2 separate regions of the Homo sapiens genome follow, and region 1 is linked to region 2. A link is a loop called in an ENCODE intact Hi-C map of the cell type or tissue named here. Cell type or tissue: sigmoid colon. All regions are shown on one strand. Links, peaks and the distances in the headings refer to the core of each region. The heading gives the core; the rest is flanking DNA. Region 1 has its middle 130 kb from the start of RNF152. Region 2 has its middle 67 kb from the start of RNF152.

What was found. A loop is a pair of places that touch in the nucleus more often than their neighbours do. Peaks named below come from ENCODE experiments on the same cell type or tissue, not always from the same donor. Only the 100,000 strongest peaks of a DNase experiment are listed, where the experiment ranks them.
Region 1: a loop joins it to region 2, with 4 times the contacts of the local background. A loop is called at or near these places in 3 of 110 quality-filtered maps.

What each region holds. Positions count from the first base shown.
Region 1 is chr18:62,016,916-62,019,827 of GRCh38, forward strand. It overlaps a transcript of PIGN not described here. Among named protein-coding and RNA genes, the nearest start is that of RNF152, 130 kb to the left of the region's middle. In sigmoid colon, for the core only: no CTCF peak of the experiment used is centred there; a DNase peak (open chromatin) is centred at 1,336.
Region 2 is chr18:61,958,479-61,961,390 of GRCh38, forward strand. No RefSeq gene overlaps it. Among named protein-coding and RNA genes, the nearest start is that of RNF152, 67 kb to the left of the region's middle. RefSeq lists an enhancer at 100-269. In sigmoid colon, for the core only: no CTCF peak of the experiment used is centred there; a DNase peak (open chromatin) is centred at 1,693.

The DNA of each region.
Region 1 (2,912 bases), core at 198-2,697, 58 kb after region 2:
TTCCACATTTAAGATTCCACATATGAGTGAGATCATATAGTATTTGTCTTTCTGTGCTTGGCTTTTTCACTTAGCATAGTGTCCTCCAGTTTCATCCAGGCTGTCATAAATGATAACGATTTTTAAAATCAACTTTTTAATTAAGGTGAACTTGATTCACTGAATGAAAATTCTGCTGTGTTTCCTAAAATCCTGCAGATTTTAAAAATGTTTTCTTAATCCTCATAGATTTGAAAAAAATGTAGGAAACAGGAATATGTTATACACATAGAATTGTAGCTTCCTTAAGTGCTAAAATAATAAAGAAATTTTATTTTACAGTAATTGAAATTTAACTTTGAGGTGCCATAAGCCACTTTTATCCCAAATGGTTTTTCTTTAATAAACATTCTGCTTTTCTGCCAAGTTCAACTTTCCACTTAATGCAAGAATCCCTTTAAACACCCCTGAGTGATGTCTATCTAACCTTTGCTTAAATTCATTCTATGCTGGTGAGTTTATTACTTCTCCCATGGACACAGACAAATACTTATCTTATTTTCACACAAAAAGTAGTATCACTTAGGTTTGCATTATACTGCAAATAACAGAAGAAACAACTAAACATTACCTTAAATGAAACAGGAGTTCCATTCTTTTCATGTCAAAAAGGATTCCAGAGTTAGGTCATCCAAGGTTGGTTTGGCAGCTCCATGGTGCCAGGGGTAACTCACCCTATTTTGAGCTCTGTCCTCTTTCATCCGAGACCATGGCCTTCAGCTCCATTTTTGTGAGATGTTTCCTACACCTCCAGGCAGTGCTTCTGCAGTCAGGCCCAGTGAAGTGCCTGGTGAAGTGGAGAAAAAAAAAAAAGCATGACCTTTGAGATAGCTCCTTTATAAAGAGCTTTCCCAACAGCCCCACTCGGCAACTTCCTCTTACATCTTATCGGCCAGACTACTCCACTTGGCCACCCCTAGCTGCGAGGGTTGAAGTCAACATTTTATCGGGCATATTACCACCCTGAACAAAACTGAGGTTCCACTAGCAAAAGAGACAGGGACAATGAATTTGAGTTGGCAACGAACAGTGTGCACCACAAAAGCTTATTCTGTTTCCCCATATTCCCATATGCATTCCTTCCCACCTTGAGAGAAGAACAGTCAGAGGCTTTGGCGATAGCTAAAAGCTCAAAAGACCAATTCAGAACTGCATGGGAACTAACAGGCACAGGAGGTCAAGTGAAAACTAGAGGAATCATAGCAAACATACAGGGAAAGCAGGGCTGGCTCCGGCCTGCCCTGGGAAGGGAAGCTTCACAAAAGAATCTGTGAGGACTTCCAGCTGCTCTGGTAGAGCTGGGAGGCTGGGAATGGGCGAGATCAAGTTGAAGAATTAAATAGAAACAGCTGTTGGCTGCCTTCACCAGCACTGAGGCGAGGGCTCATGCACATTCAGTGGAACGATTCCGTTTGATCCGTACACATGTAAAAATCATTGCCTCCTTCACTTTCTAAGTGCTTGGAATTATTCTTTTCCTATTAAGATTTACATTCACTAGGGCAACACATGCTTAGCAGCCAGGACTTGCAGAAGCATCGAATGCAGTACAGATAGGCATACTGTGCTAACTTACCACCCATTACTTTAGGAGGTTCATTTTTTTGGTGGCCTGTTACATACCTTTACCTTGTGCTGGGCTCTGAGCTGAGCACATGGTTTGTTACATCATTTGTCCTCATGATAACCTTAACATTAGTTATTCCAGTTTTAAAGAGAAACCTGGGGCTCCAGAGGAAGCAGTACATTTTCCAAGGCCTCCCAGACTGTGGGTGGCAAGCCCGAGGTTCAATTACAGGTCTGATTCTGAAACCACATGCATGTAACAAAAGGCCTCTACTTGCTGCCTTGAAGCCAGAAAGGAGCTAACCTCACTTCCTCATCTACAGAAGAAAACACACGCACACACATACACACACACACACAGCCCAGAGGTGTCAAAGGACCTGCCCAAGGTTGGCAGTTAGAAAAAGCATTGGAGGCTGGGCACAGTGGCTCACACCTGTAATCTCAGTACTTTCGGAGGCCAGGGCTGGAGGATCATTTGAGGCCAGGAGTTTGAAACCAACATAGTGAGACCCTGGCTCTACTGAAAATTAAAAAACTTAGCCAGGTATGGTGGAACATGCCTGTAGTCCCAGACACTCAGGAGGCTGAGATGGGAGGATCCCTCAAGTCTAGGAGTTTCAGGCTGCAGTGAGCTATGATTGTACCACTGCACTCCAAACAAACAAAAAAAAGCAAAGCAAAAATTTAAACCCAGTCTCCCACGTCCCTTCATTCCACCTCTTTGATACAAACTTGTAGCCTTCATAACTGATACCTGTAGTATTTTGGGAGGGCTAAGTTCCACTATTTGCCAGAGATGGACATTATTTCCAAACTTTAATGTTTCTTCAAGACATTTCGTTAGTTACATTAGCATGTTTACTTCTTAGACTAACAAAACAAATAGCTTTAAAAAGTTCACTTTGTGAATCTGTGATTAACTTGTGAAGAGTTAGGGGAAATTACCTGGGACTAGCTCTAGACACATTTTAGTTTTGCTAGTTAGCTGAAAACCAGAAATAAGACAAAACTTCTTTAAATCCACCTTAATAACCCTTTTACCTAAAAATCTCAGAGGAACTAGTGGGGAGGCAAAAGGTGGACACTTCAGGAGACCAGGTGAGCCACTTCTCCATGGCTTTTCATTTCAATCATTATTTGTTCCTCAGGGAAGCCTTCCAATGAAATTTCCCAATATAGCACACTTAGGATTCTGCTTCTGGCCACAACAGATTAACTGATACTGGCCTAGCCCTCCCGCAGTAAGCAACAATAACACTGGACAAAATATATGAAATTACAGTTTTCAGACATTGGGTAAAAGG
Region 2 (2,912 bases), core at 301-2,800:
TAAGTGATTTCTCCTCTTCAAAAATCTACTTTCTCTACTCTTGAAATCACAGGATCTATAAAATATTTCCATCGTCTAGTCATCTGCTACCCCAGGAGCACCAATTGGTGTGAGCAGCAGAGAGAGAGCTGTTCACTTTTCTCGAGGCTGCGGAGGGAAGCAGGCAGGGGACGAGGCCTGTGATGCTGGATGGATTATGCATGAGGTGCTCACTAACTCTCATCTGTTTGTGACAAGCTTACCACTATGAAGTCCTCCAAACCCTATGGGAAGACAAGAATGATGCTCATGTACTAGTTATGTAACCATACAAACACTTATGTCTTCATGCGCCATATTTTTTCATCTAAGATGAGGCAGGTATTGTCTTTATGAGCACTGGCGGCACCCATTGGCTTACGTGAATGGTTCCATCAGACATCCCTGGATCTTTTCCCTTTTCTTAGCTTTTCTTTGTTCATTCCTCCAGCCCGTCATAAATGTGACTCAACTTTTTCCTTTTCTCTTTTTCTTTTTGAAACGAGATATCTCTCTGTTGCTCAGGCTAGAGTGCATTGGCACAATCCTGGCTCAAAGCAGCCTTGACCTCCTGGGCTCCAGCAATCCTCCCACCTCAGCCTCCTGAGTAGCTGGGATCACAGGCATGCACTACCATGCACATACATGATTATAATCAATATTTGTTTTTGTTTTGTTTTTATAGAGATGGGGTCTCCCTATGTTGCCCAGGCTGCTCTCAAACACTCCCACTGAAGTAATCCTCCTGCCTCGGCCTCCCAAAGTGCTGGGATTACAGGCATGAGCCACTGTATCCTGCTGTGACTCAGCTTAATCAGCTCTTCTAGGTTTCTCAGGGATTCCTTGTGTTCCCCTAAGTTAGAGAGAAGCTACGAGTTGTTTCTTGAGATCACAGTGCATCCTCTACTACAAAGAAACTTTTTGGTTGTTCTCTTCCAATTGGCTGGGCAGGGGCCACATCCTTCAGAAGAACTTGGGAGGTTCCTTCTATGCTAATCCAATGGTCTCTTTTCTGAGAAGTGTACATTCTTCTATTTCTTGGTGTCAGAAATTCTTGATCATCAAGCAGATTGTCTAAGACCTCTATTCTTTTCTTTAAATTATCTTTCCTTCCCTTTATTCTATGACAATATTCCTTCACCTCTTAATGTGAATGACTGCTTTCTGTCCTTACAACCTTCTCTGACATTTCATTCAGCCTTCACCTAATTCTCCCACTCCAATTTCTGATGCTCCGACAATAGTGTCAGTTGCTTCTAAGAACTCCTTCAGGAGCTGCAGTCAAGAGTGAGGACTCTATCTCTGCCTCTCTGTCTCTTTTTGTCTCTTTTTCTCCATCTTTCTGTCTCTTTCTGTCTCTGTATCTTCCTCTGTCTCATACACACACACACACACACACACACACACACACACACACACACAAACAATCCTTAGACCCCATGTTAGGAAATACTCTTAGAAATATGGCTAGTACCTGGTATAATTTAAGCAGAACAACAAGACCTAAAAGCCTGAGAGTGTTCCTGGAAACAGAAGATCCTATTATTGCCAACAGTTTGAAATCGTCAAGTACTCACATTTTTCAAGCCACTTTGCCAAACAGCTAAACATGATGCAAGTCTGCACTATTTCAAGTCATAGTTCCAAAGTTCTTTATGAGAGGGGTTATCTCTGGCATGTGTCCAGATGGATGGGAAAATGCCAGCAAACCACGGCAAAAAATACTTGGCTAGCTTAGATGTAGAAGAGGAAACAAATTTAATGAGTTCCAGGTATAAATCATCCATGCTAGCTATTTTATTGCTCTTCCCCTGGAACAACAGTGTCTTAAACTTCTCTGGGATTGGCCCAGATAGAACATACATAGGGAGAATCATCACTCCATAGGCTAGAGCCACAATTAGAAGAGCTGTGGTTTTTTTCTATGAAGCGAGCAAGGCTGCCTGCATTGGACACTGTGTTCACAAAGTATAGACTGAGGAGATCAATCAAGCATCATTTTAAGGAAAGAAAACCTCAAAGGCCTGCCTTAATTCTGATACTTTGCTAGAGTCCCATCCCTCAAAAAAATACAGTTGTTTACCCTTTAGTTTTTCATGCCTTATTTGTTTCACCCCTAAGGAAATGACTTCTGTTTCGGTTCAGTTGACCTTGCCGGAAGTTATGCACACGTGGACAGCCATGAGGACTAAGGAGCAGTGAATCCTATGGACCCTTTTTCTTTTATTTATTTGAGACAGAGTCTTACTTTGCCACCCAGGCCAGAGTGAAGTGGTGCAATTATGGCTCACTGCAGCCTTGACTTCTCTGGCTCAAGTGATCCTCCCATCTCAGCCTCCCGAGTAGCCAGGACTATAGGTGCACATCACCAGACTCAGCTAATTTTTTTATTTTTTTTGTAGAGATGGGGTCTTCCTATGTTGCCCAGGCTGGTCTCAAACTCCTGGGCTCAAGACATCCTCCTGCCTCGGCCTCCCAAAGTGTTGGGATAACAGGTGTGAGCCACCATGCCCAGTCTATGGACCCTTTCTGGAAAAGATGGTTGGTTTGGAAATTTGACAGTGAAGCCCAAGGAAGGGAGGATTTGAGTAAGAGAGGTTTGGTCCACTTATTCCTCCAGTCTCTGGCGTAACCCACATCCCTGCCAAATTAGTGGGAGGAGCATATACTGGGACAAACCTCTCTTCAGTGCTTCCCCTTCTCCACACTCCTGGCATCAAAGGTCTTCAGCAATTTTCCCATCTCCTTATTGAAAATCAATTATCTGTTCATTCATTCATACAATGACAAGGGTCTAGGTGTACAGGGGAGTACGCAGTATTAAAATAAGGACAGAAGGAGTATAAGGGTAACTCTTCAACTCTCAACCCTCTGGATCTTAGTAGCCCAAATCA